Regions from separate parts of the Homo sapiens genome. Here regions 1, 3 and 4 are each linked to region 2. A link is a contact called in ENCODE Hi-C or POLR2A ChIA-PET data. All regions are on one chromosome and are shown on one strand. Each heading gives the region's core, a stretch centred on a gene start or an enhancer-like site at or near the end of the contact. The rest is flanking DNA. Distances are from core to core; before and after follow the strand shown.

What was found. Hi-C counts contacts between places; a loop is a spot of excess contacts on that map. ChIA-PET counts read pairs that join two places held with the same protein, here RNA polymerase II (POLR2A). Pooled maps may share reads with other maps.
Region 1: a map of Panc1 shows a loop between it and region 2 (12-fold over the local background). The contact joins the promoter of JMJD8 here to the promoter of MRPS34 in region 2. A Hi-C loop is called at or near these places in 2 of 168 maps with a recorded cell type or tissue (Panc1 and sigmoid colon), 2 of 37 single-sample maps with no recorded cell type and 19 of 50 pooled maps. POLR2A ChIA-PET finds 5 or more read pairs at or near these places in 1 of 52 experiments (CD4-positive, alpha-beta T cell).
Region 3: a loop to region 2 is called in a pooled map, with 4 times the contacts of the local background. The contact joins the promoter of ZSCAN10 here to the promoter of MRPS34 in region 2. A Hi-C loop is called at or near these places in 1 of 50 pooled maps.
Region 4: a pooled map shows a loop between it and region 2 (8-fold over the local background). The contact joins the promoter of RAB40C here to the promoter of MRPS34 in region 2. A Hi-C loop is called at or near these places in 1 of 168 maps with a recorded cell type or tissue (naive thymus-derived CD4-positive, alpha-beta T cell), 2 of 37 single-sample maps with no recorded cell type and 12 of 50 pooled maps. POLR2A ChIA-PET finds 5 or more read pairs at or near these places in 3 of 52 experiments (AG04450, MCF 10A and naive thymus-derived CD8-positive, alpha-beta T cell).

Annotation. Positions count from the first base shown.
Region 1 is chr16:682,932-685,583 of GRCh38, reverse strand. It overlaps JMJD8 (jumonji domain containing 8), which reads left to right and starts at 1,250. Exons shown (of 9, transcript NM_001005920.4): 1 at 1,250-1,350; 2 at 1,429-1,518; 3 at 1,675-1,723; 4 at 1,803-1,899; 5 at 1,986-2,054; 6 at 2,143-2,262; 7 at 2,350-2,417; 8 at 2,497-2,631. The coding sequence starts at 1,265. It overlaps WDR24 (WD repeat domain 24), which reads left to right. Exons shown (of 9, transcript NM_032259.4): 7 at 1-327; 8 at 408-592; 9 at 682-962. The coding sequence ends at 850. RefSeq lists an enhancer at 821-870 and a silencer at 1,271-1,580.
Region 2 is chr16:1,771,877-1,774,576 of GRCh38, reverse strand. It overlaps MRPS34 (mitochondrial ribosomal protein S34), which reads left to right and starts at 1,443. Exons shown (of 3, transcript NM_023936.2): 1 at 1,443-1,778; 2 at 1,931-1,973; 3 at 2,064-2,682. The coding sequence starts at 1,458. The coding sequence ends at 2,356. EME2 (essential meiotic structure-specific endonuclease subunit 2) reads right to left here and starts at 1,767. Exons shown (of 8, transcript NM_001257370.2): 1 at 1,103-1,767; 2 at 736-872; 3 at 225-317. The coding sequence starts at 1,349. RefSeq lists enhancers at 1-521, 1,379-1,518, 2,309-2,398 and silencers at 699-758, 769-878, 889-1,198, 1,229-1,328, 1,689-1,828 and 1 more.
Region 3 is chr16:3,097,949-3,100,648 of GRCh38, reverse strand. It overlaps ZSCAN10 (zinc finger and SCAN domain containing 10), which reads left to right and starts at 1,355. Exons shown (of 6, transcript NM_032805.3): 1 at 1,355-1,459. RefSeq lists a silencer at 333-392 and an enhancer at 553-602.
Region 4 is chr16:588,675-591,374 of GRCh38, reverse strand. It overlaps RAB40C (RAB40C, member RAS oncogene family), which reads right to left and starts at 1,309. Exons shown (of 6, transcript NM_021168.5): 1 at 942-1,309. The coding sequence starts at 1,083. RefSeq lists silencers at 1,099-1,418, 1,509-1,628, 1,699-1,748, 1,759-1,818, 2,139-2,448 and an enhancer at 1,793-2,666.

The DNA.
Region 1 (2,652 bases), core at 1-2,500, 1.1 Mb after region 2:
TGCGTGCTGCCGCAGGAGGCCTTTCCGCTGCGCCACGAGATCGTGGACACGCCTCCCGGGCCCGAGCACCTGCAGGACAAGGCCGACTCCCCGCACGTGAGCGGCAGCGAGGCGGATGTGGCCTCCCTGGCCCCCGTGGACTCCTCCTTCTCGCTCCTGTCTGTCTCACACGCGCTCTACGACAGCCGCCTGCCGCCCGACTTCTTCGGCGTGCTGGTGCGCGACATGCTGCACTTCTACGCTGAGCAGGGCGACGTGCAGATGGCTGTGTCTGTGCTCATCGTCCTGGGTGAACGGGTGCGCAAGGACATCGACGAGCAGACCCAGGTGTGTGGTGGGCGGGGCCTCCCCCCTGCAGCGCCGCCCCTGGCACCCAGATCCTGACTGCCGGGCGCTCCCTCCCCCAGGAGCACTGGTACACTTCCTACATCGACCTGCTGCAGCGCTTCCGCCTCTGGAACGTGTCCAACGAGGTGGTCAAGCTGAGCACCAGCCGCGCCGTCAGCTGCCTCAACCAGGCCTCCACCACCCTGCACGTCAACTGCAGCCACTGCAAGCGGCCCATGAGCAGCCGGGGCTGGGTCTGCGACAGGTGGGGCAGTGGGGTCGGGAGGTGGGGCAGGGGCCTGCAGGCAGCGCAGCAGCCCCCGCTGAGGCACCCTCCCTCCCGCCCGCCCCCAGGTGCCACCGCTGCGCCAGCATGTGTGCCGTCTGCCACCACGTAGTCAAGGGTCTCTTCGTGTGGTGCCAGGGCTGCAGCCACGGCGGCCACCTGCAGCACATCATGAAGTGGCTGGAAGGCAGCTCCCACTGTCCCGCAGGCTGCGGCCACCTCTGCGAGTACTCCTGACGGGGCATCTGCTGGGCTTGCCCGGGCGGCCGCGTGCAGAACCCCGCCTGGTCTTGTGCCCGAGACGGGCGGAGGCTGGAACTTGAGACCTCAATAAAGGAAGTAGAGCCGCTGTCGGCACTGCGTGTCACCCCATAGCGCGGCGGGCTCGCCGTAGGCCCGCGGGGCAGCTGGCGGGCGGGGGCTTTCGGCGGGGTTGTCGCCATGGTAACCGGCGGCGCCCATAGTCGCTCTCGGGGCGGCCTTCCCAGTGCCTCCCGTAGAGGCCTCTTCCGGGGCGGGCCAAAGGAGGTCACTTCCGGGGTCCGTCCCGGTTCCCGGCCGTTGCCACGACGACGAAGCTGCCGGCCAATGGCTGGCGGATGGGCCCAAGGTTCCCGGCGTGCAGCGCGGCTGCCTGAGGGCGGCAGGCTCATGGCGCCGGCGTCGCGGTTGCTCGCGCTCTGGGCGCTGGCGGCTGTGGCTCTACCCGGCTCCGGGGCGGAGGGCGACGGCGGGTGGTGAGCGGCCCGGGAGGGGCCGGGCGGTGGGGTCACGTGCGGCGGGCGGGGCGCGGGCTGACCCAGCTGTGCCCGCAGGCGCCCGGGCGGGCCGGGGGCCGTGGCGGAGGAGGAGCGCTGCACGGTGGAGCGTCGGGCCGACCTCACCTACGCGGAGTTCGTGCAGCAGTACGTGCGCCCCTGATCGCGGAGGTCGCGTCCTGTTCACCGGCCCGTCTGCCCCGACCGCCCAAGGCCGCCTTCCCCTGACCTCGCGCGCACGCGTGGGGCTGGGGCGGCGAGGCTGGCGGTCCGGCCTGGCCGCGACTCTGCCCTTCTTTCCAGGTACGCCTTCGTCAGGCCCGTCATCCTGCAGGGACTCACGGACAACTCGGTGAGCGCGTGCCCGTCCGTCCCCGGCCACTCTCGCCCGTGCTGGGCCCGGCCACTAAGTCCCCTCCCCGCCCCCGCAGAGGTTCCGGGCCCTGTGCTCCCGCGACAGGTTGCTGGCTTCGTTTGGGGACAGAGTGGTCCGGCTGAGCACCGCCAACACCTACTCCTACCACAAAGGTACGCGGCCTCACCCCTGGGGCCCGCCCATTTGCCAACACCGGGGCGGCTGGACCAGACGGTCCTGACCCGTCTCTTTCCTGCAGTGGACTTGCCCTTCCAGGAGTATGTGGAGCAGCTGCTGCACCCCCAGGACCCCACCTCCCTGGGCAATGGTGAGGCAGCCCTAGGCGGCGGTAGGGGGTGGGGACGCTTGGAGTCTCCAGGTGCCAGGATCCCTGTCCCCGCCGTCTCTGTTGGCAGACACCCTGTACTTCTTCGGGGACAACAACTTCACCGAGTGGGCCTCTCTCTTTCGGCACTACTCCCCACCCCCATTTGGCCTGCTGGGAACCGCTCCAGCTTACAGCTTTGGAATCGCAGGTGGGTGCTTCTTGGGACTGGGAAGGACTGAGGCTTCTGTCGGTGAGTACAAAATGGGTTGGTCACCAGGTGCTCATAACCCCACAGGAGCTGGCTCGGGGGTGCCCTTCCACTGGCATGGACCCGGGTACTCAGAAGTGATCTACGGTCGTAAGGTCAGCACGGGGTGGGGGTTGAGGCTTGGGACTCGCTGACCAAAACGGGCAAGGGTGACACTGCTGCTCATGCCCCCAGCGCTGGTTCCTTTACCCACCTGAGAAGACGCCAGAGTTCCACCCCAACAAGACCACGCTGGCCTGGCTCCGGGACACATACCCAGCCCTGCCACCGTCTGCACGGCCCCTGGAGTGTACCATCCGGGCTGGTGAGGTCAGTGGCTGGCAGGAGAGG
Region 2 (2,700 bases), core at 194-2,693:
CTTCTCAGGATCCTCTAGGAGCAGCTGTAGCCTCCGCAGGTGCCCAGGAGCTTTCTCCATCTCACCCTAGAAACCTCTACGGCTTTGGATCAGAGAGGAGTCCTGGCCTGCCCCATGCCCCCTCCAGCCCCGTCTACAGGGGCAGGGACCGGCGGAGCAGGCGCCTCCCGGCTGGGAACCCACCCCTCCTGATTAGAGAGGGACTACTGCCACCACCCGAGCACCTGGGTCAGTGTGGCGACGCCCTGCAGAAACTCCTCGGGCTCCAGCAGCAGCAGCAATTCCTGTTCACCTGCAGCCCACACTTCAGGAGGCAGCTGTGGGGACATGGGGACGCGCTGCTGCCTGTCTCAACCCCGGGTGCCCCAGGGGCCCTGCCTGGGCAGTCCAGCAGCAAAGCGGTTCGTGGCCCCAGCCAAGCCCAGGCCCTGACAGGCCTGCTCTACAGAAGCCCAGTGTTCCCTTTCCTGCCAAGGCCAAGCTCAGGCCAGGTCTCTGTGGCTGGCAGGAATCCAGACCACAGCCTGAATCGAGACGGAACCTTCTCCAGCCAGCTCGGCTCTATACCAGCAGAACGGCTTGGGCACCTCCACTTCCCGTTCTCCATCCTTGCTTTACCCATCCGCGAGACGCGCACGGCCCAGGGCAGCTGCCTCAGGGACAGCTCCAGGGCTGAAATCATGGAAGCAAAACAGCCAACTCGCGGCTGGCCCTCGGGAACCCGCGACCACTCACGCTGCGGGGGCAGGGGTCGGGACTCGCTCGGGTCCACCGCAGGCTGCGGGCCGGGCGCTGGGGCTCGATGCGGCACTCGCAGCCCAGGGCCTCCAGGGCCTCCATCAGGACGTCGGCACCGGCGTCTTCCAGGATGGCTGGGACCGGGGGAGAGGAGCGCGGTCACTGCTTCCTTCCACCCTCGCGAGCGCCCTACCTGGGCGGGTGGCCGGACCGGGGAGTCTCCATTCGGCACAAACCCCCGACTGGGAGGCGGGCCCGGCCCCAGGCCCCTCGGCACGCGCGCCCCGCCCAGTCGGACAGAGGGCGCCGCCTGGCGGAGAAAGGCCTTTCCTACCCCGAGTATCGCCCGTGCCCTCCGCCGCACCTGTGTCCACGCACACCGCGAGGCGCTTCAGGACCTGCTCCGGCCGCAGCAGCCGCAACGCCTCGGCAGCCGCCCTGCGCTCACCCGCTGGGTCCCGGGCTCTCGCGGCGGCCTCCGAGCCGGCGGAGTCCTCAGCGTCGGAGTCTGAGATCTCCCAGGTTGGAGGTCGCCGCTGACCGCTCCCGCCCCGTCCCCGGCCCCGGCCCTGGCAAGAGACCCCCGCCCTCCCGGGTCCAACCCGCGCCATGGCCGGACCGACCTCTTCCTCGCTTCCGGCCGCGACCGAACACTTTAGCCTGGGACACCGGCCTCTTCCGGTGACTTCCGGCCGGACCGCTGAGGACGCGGACCCGCCATGGCGCGGAAGAAGGTGCGTCCGCGGCTGATCGCGGAGCTGGCCCGCCGCGTGCGCGCCCTGCGGGAGCAACTGAACAGGCCGCGCGACTCCCAGCTCTACGCGGTGGACTACGAGACCTTGACGCGGCCGTTCTCTGGACGCCGGCTGCCGGTCCGGGCCTGGGCCGACGTGCGCCGCGAGAGCCGCCTCTTGCAGCTGCTCGGCCGCCTCCCGCTCTTCGGCCTGGGCCGCCTGGTCACGCGCAAGTCCTGGCTGTGGCAGCACGACGAGCCGTGCTACTGGCGCCTCACGCGGGTGCGGCCCGACTACACGGCGCAGGTGCGTGCACCCCGTCCGCACCCCGCCCCTGCAGCCGCCTGGTCTCCCCGCCTCCCCTCCTCCCTGCAGGTTTGCGTGGCTGAGGCTCCCACCTCCTGACCTCGGGGGCCGAGAGCTTTGCGAGCTGACCCCGCTTCCTTCTGGCTTTGCAGAACTTGGACCACGGGAAGGCCTGGGGCATCCTGACCTTCAAAGGTAAGGCTCGGGAGAGCGGGTGCCCGGCAGTTCGATGCCGACCGCCGACGGCACAGCAAGTGTGTGCAGACGCCTCTTTTTCTTCATCAGGGAAGACTGAGAGCGAGGCGCGGGAGATCGAACACGTCATGTACCATGACTGGCGGCTGGTGCCCAAGCACGAGGAGGAGGCCTTCACCGCGTTCACGCCGGCGCCGGAAGACAGCCTGGCCTCCGTGCCGTACCCGCCTCTCCTCCGGGCCATGATTATCGCAGAACGACAGAAAAATGGAGACACAAGCACCGAGGAGCCCATGCTGAATGTGCAGAGGATACGCATGGAACCCTGGGATTACCCTGCAAAACAGGAAGACAAAGGAAGGGCCAAGGGCACCCCCGTCTAGAATGCCAGAACCAGCGGGTGGCCTTAGGGGCTGTGAGGCAGTGGGGACCTTATTGATGAAAGAAACCGTCTTTGCGTTACACCCGAGTCTGCCTCTCGGAGCAGGGAGCTCACCTTCCGCGACGTGTTCTGAGGGTCTGCATCTTAGGGGGGAGGGCTGGGGCAAATCGCCACCTGTGCCTTTCCTCTGGCCCTGCTGCCCCCACACCCAACTCCGAGGGCCCACGCTGGGGAAAGCGGGAAGCGCTCGCTCCCTTTCCCCCATTAGTGCTCTCTCTGCCTGGATCCCGGCAGAAGCTATGAAAGGGAATAAAGAGAAAAGAAGTACCCAGGGTCGTGGTGTCT
Region 3 (2,700 bases), core at 106-2,605, 1.3 Mb before region 2:
TAGAGATGGGGTTTCACCATGTTGTCCAGGCTAGTCTTGAACTCCTGACCTCAGGTGATTAAAGAGGCTGAGTGCGGTGGCTCATGCCTGTAATCCCAGCACTTTGGGAGGCCAAGGCAGGTGGATCACCTGAGTTCAGGAGTTCAAGACTAGCCTGGCCAAAATGATGAAACCCCATCTCTACAAAAAAAAAAAAAAAAAAAAAAATGAACCGGGCATGATGAGACAGGCCCCACGCCTCTCGCTTCCGAGACTGTAATGGCTGCCTGGTCCCGCCAAGGCCACACCCGCTCCGGCGCTACAGCACCCCGCCCCGCCCCGGACACGCCCCCTCCGTCCCTACAGAACCCCGCCCCGCCCCTTGGCCTTCAGGCCCACTTCCCTGGGGGCGGGGTTTTCTGGCCCCGCCCCTGAACAAACTATGGAGTGGGAGGAGCCCGCGACTGGGAGAGCGAGGCGCGGGACGCGGGGAATGCAGAGCAGACCAAGGAGAAAGACCGTCGTACGAAGGGAGCACTAGACAACTGAAGTAGGAACAGGATGAGCTCAGGTGTTAAGTGCAGGAAAACAAAGACCCGTCAGATGAGCCAGTCAGGAGGGTCCTGGCCCCAACGGACCGAGGGGTCTAGGCCGGGGGAACGGCCAACACCTGAGAGGTGGTCCTGGCTCCCCGGGGGCTCAGAACGCTCAGGAAGGCACCAGCTGCAGCCAAGGGCACAACCCAAGAAGGCACCTTAAGCACAGGGATGGAATTAGTTTGGGGCCAAACGCTGTTGGTTAGGTCACTTCCCTCCCGGGGAGCCCTTGCTTCGTCATCGGTAAAGTTGGGACAAAAGCCACCTGGCAGGACTTGGGAGGACTTTAGGTGACCGTGTAGATGGAGCAAACTCTGCCCCATCACATCCTCCTCTTCCATTTTTTCCTAGCACCGTCGCTGCTCCTTTGCCCTAGAATGTAAGCCCCTGAGAGCAGGGCCTCATTCCTTCAGTTTCTCTCTGTGTCCTTAGCCCCTGCTTTGTAACAGTGCCTGGCACACAGGAGGCCATTGCAAAGAGTAGTCACGTGAATGAAAAGCCTAGCAAAGAAGCCAGCACACTGTGGGCATTTAAAAATGGCAGCTCTTAGCCCAAAGGAAAGACGGGCAGACCTGCAAGGGGCACCAGGCCAGTCTTGATTTGGGAGGTGGTTACACTCTCACACAGGCTGGGATTGAAATCTGGATTTCTCACTTTGTCTTCATGTCACTGGCCCCGCCCTCTTCCCATCCCGCTCCCAAACTGGGAGCTTAAGGGTTAACTCTAGGAAGCCCCTCATCACCTGGATGGGATGGGACTGGGGCAAGGAACTTCCTGTTCCATTTTCCCAGAGCCCTTCCCCAGGCTGGCGGAGGCTGGCTTTGGCCCTGGAGTCCTCAGAAAACCCCCCAGCATCTCTGCCTGTGTAGTGGGGACTCCGAGTGGTGAGTTGGAGGGAGGTCGGGGTGCAGGCTGCCAGGACGGGTGCTAGGAGCTCGCAGCAGCTTGGAGAGAGCAGGGGAGGCTCCAGGCCTTGGTGCTGGGGTGGGGGCTGGAAGAGTCTTGGGAGGATGTAGAGGGTCTGCTGGGGAGCCTCGTGCCAGCCAGCTTGGTGGACCTGTCGCGATGGGGGCGTTGGGGACGAGGGAGATCGCAGAACTTCCTGTGACATTGAAGAAGGCTGGCTTCACGTGCTCCCAGGTGGACTGATGGGCCTTGTCCACTCAGCCCAGCACGCGGAGGGAGGCCCCTCCAACAAACAACAAATCAGGCAGCTGCCAACTGTGTCCAGGGAGAAAGGGAGTGTTCCCGGCTGAGGACCCCACCTTTGCCGCCTTCCCCAACTCTGGGCTCTCAGGTGACCTGGGTGGGTCTCGTGGCAGCACCTCCACCCCGGGCTCCAAATTAAGCTGCTCAAATGTTGGATGGTGGCTGTAGAGCCTCTGCCTGCCTCCCTACCCAGCCCACCCCCAACAGAGGTGCATATTAACAGAGCTTTTGTCCTGGAGATCTGGGGGGAGGGAGAGATTCTCTGAAGCCAACTTGTCTCGAATTCCACCTCTTTGAAACCTTTTGGAGAGATCTCACCTGGAGATTCCGGCCTCCCTGTGTGGCTTGCCCTGAGAGCTGAAATTTGGAATCTTCATTTTTTTTCTGTTTCATGCTGTGATATTTCGGCTAAGGCTAGGAAAATGGCACAGAGCAGGATGGAGATCAGTTCCTTTTCTGTTTCAGAGCTTTGGCACTGTGTTCTAGACCTACACTCTCAGCCTAAAGCAAACCTTGGCTCCACCTGGTGTGACCCTGAGCATGTCACCAAGTGCAAAGCTTGGTCTTTGCACTTGGCAAAGGGAGAAGTGATTGTTTCGTGCGTGGGCTGGACTGGGATGAAATGAGCTTAATCGCCAGACACTCAGTACCTGCCCGCTGCTCCTGCACGGCAATGGATGAGCAGTGATTAGTTTTCTTGTTATTTTGTGCATGCTACTAAAAACCAGTGAAACGTAATCCCATTTTCTTCCCCCTCCCCCACTCTTTTTTTTTCTTTTCTTTTCTTTTCTTTCTTTCTTTCTTTTTTTTTTTTTTTTTTTTGAGACAGGGTCTTCGCCTTTTATCCAGGCTGGTGTGCAGTGGCGCGAACATGGCTCACTGCAGCTTTGACCCCCCAGGTTCAAGCAATCCTTCT
Region 4 (2,700 bases), core at 60-2,559, 1.2 Mb after region 2:
CCATGACACCTTTCCCCAGATCTATAACACCTTCCCTCGGACCCCAGATGATCCCAGACCCATGACACCTTCCCTTAGGACCATGATGCCTTCCCCCAGATCTATGACACCTTCCCTCAGACCCCAGATGATCCTAGACCCATGACACCTTCCCCTGAGATCCCAGACCATGACACCTTCCCTTAGGCCCATGACACCTTCCCCTGAGATCCCAGACCCATGACACCTTTCCCCAGATCTATGACACCTTCCCTCGGACCCCAGATGATCCCAGACCCATGACAGCTTCCCTTAGGACCATGATGCCTTCCCCCAGATCTATGACACCTTTCCTCGGACCCCAGATGATCCTAGACCCATGACACCTTCCTTTTGGCCCATGACGCCTTCTACCGGGACCATGACATCTTTCCCCGGACCCCAGATCCTGGACCCATGACACCTTCCCTCGGACCTATGACACCTTCTCCCAGACCCCAGATCCTGCACCCATGACACCTTCCCTCCGGCCCACGACACCTTCCCCCGAGCCCATGACACCTTCCCTCGGACCCCAGATGATCCTAGACCCATGACACCTTCCCCAGGCCCATGACACCTTCTCTAGGACCCATGACACCTTCCCCTGGGCTCCAGATCCCGGACCCATGACACCTTCCCCTGAGATCCCGGACCCGTGACACCGTCCCCCAGACCCCGGGTCCATGGCACCGTCCCCGCTGGGCGCGTCCCTCTGGTCCGTCCTCCTGCCCCCCGGCGTCACCTCGGGACTGGAGCACGGGCACCCCGCAGCCACCGAGCTACCGAGTCTGGAAGCCAGGCAAAGGCGTTCCTGGGAACGTTCGGCGGCGCTTGGAAGGGCCGGGCCGAGGGCGAGCTCCGTGCCCAGCTCGCCGGGCTCGGGCCCCGCGTAGCAGCGCGCGCCGCGGGCCGGGCCTTACCGTTACTGTAGGCGTACGGGGACTCTGCCGCGCCGTCCTGCAGGCTCTCCAGGATCTCGCCCTTGCCCACGTCGCTGTCGCCCACCAGCAGGAACTTGAGCAGGTAGTCGTAGCTCTTCACCGGACTGCCCTGCGAGCCCATGGCCGCGCCGCCTGCGCCCCGCGCCGGCCGCCTGCCGAAGCACCGCCGGGTGAGGCCGCGGCGTGAGAGAGCCCGCGCCCCGCACCTGCGCCCGTTGCGTCCGCCCCACGGCGGCCGAGTGGGCGCGCCCGAAGCCCAGCGCCGGCCCCGCCCCGCCCGCGCCCGGGCGCACCTCAGCCTCGCCGCCGCCCCGCCGCTTCCCGCACCACCAGGGCCGCCGCGCCGCCCCACCCCCGGCCGCGCCGCCGCCATTGGCCACCCTTCGCCCGCCCTCCCGAGCCCATTGGCCCACCCGCCCGTCCGTCACGACTTCCCCGCCCTCACGGCGTTCCACACGGCGCCGCCAGACCTCCGGTCGCACCGCCTCTTCACCACCCCGCCCTGCCTTCCCGTAGTCACCAGAGGTCGCCCGCCGCCCTCCTTCCCTCAGCCATTGGCCTGTCTGCACGTCTGTCATGACCGCCCCTCCCCCGCCTTTCCCACACGGCGTTGCGGAGACAGCGGACGCCTGCCTCATCGCCGTCGCCATTGGCCACTCGCCTCCTGCTTTCCCGGAACCATTGGTTCGATTATAAGTTCACCAAGATCATTCCCTTCCCTGCGGCTGCCTCCCAGAGAAATCCCAGAGCCGCCGGCCGCCCCGCCCCCGGCCCACAACGCCGTTGTCCTCGCCCGCCCCGTCGCCGGCGCCATTGGGTCGCTTGCATGTCCATCACGGCTCTGCTAACCCCGCCCCTTTCCTACACGCTCGCCAATCAGGGGCTCGGAAGTCCACGTTGTTTGTATCCGCCCCTTCAACGCGCGGACGGGCGGCAGGATGCAGGCGCGCCCGAGCCGAGGCGATGCGGCTGAGTCCGGGAAACGAAAGCCCCTCGCAGGCTGTGCCGCCTGCTTCCGCAGAACCCTCGGAGGGAGCGGCGGGGTGGCCCCGGGCGCGTCCTCTCTAAGGCGGTGCGGCCAATCGGCGCTCGATGAGGCGGAACTTCCTCTCCGGGGCAGGGGCGGGACTTCCGCCCGGCGGCGGCGGGGCGCACCGTTGGGTCACCAGTGAGTCTGCAAAGTCGCTGAGGTTCTGGGACAGCGCGGCGTCACCGAGCGTGAGCCTTCCGCCCGGGGACGCGGCCGCCACAGCTCGGGACGCGGGGAGCGCGGCCGGCGCGAGCTCAAGACCCGGCCCGACGTGCTCACTGCGGCAGCGGCGCCTCCTGGACGGGGACCCAGGGCCCGGACCGCGCTCTTCCCGGGGGCGCCGCCGAGCCCTCGTCCCTGCCGGGCCCGGCTGCCGCAGGTGCGTGGGCGAGCGAGGCGGCTGCGTCCGCGGGCCCCGGCGTGGGGTCGGGGGTTGAGTGGGCACGTGGTTCTTTCTGGGGTGACGAGAAGGTCCTACCGTCGTGGGGATGGTCCTGCCTCTCTCGGTGAAGTTACTCACTCGGAACGGGTGAGCTTTGTGATACGTGCTCTGCGTTCAGTAGCGCTGTTACAGTCGTAAGTAAAAGCAGTAACGTCAGCGCCGACCCAGCGCAGCCCTCTCCAGACCGGGTGCGGAGCCCGTCACGTCTGCCCCGCCGGCGAGGAGCAGAGCCCGGCAAGAACCCTCCTCCAGAGGGGCCCCGACCA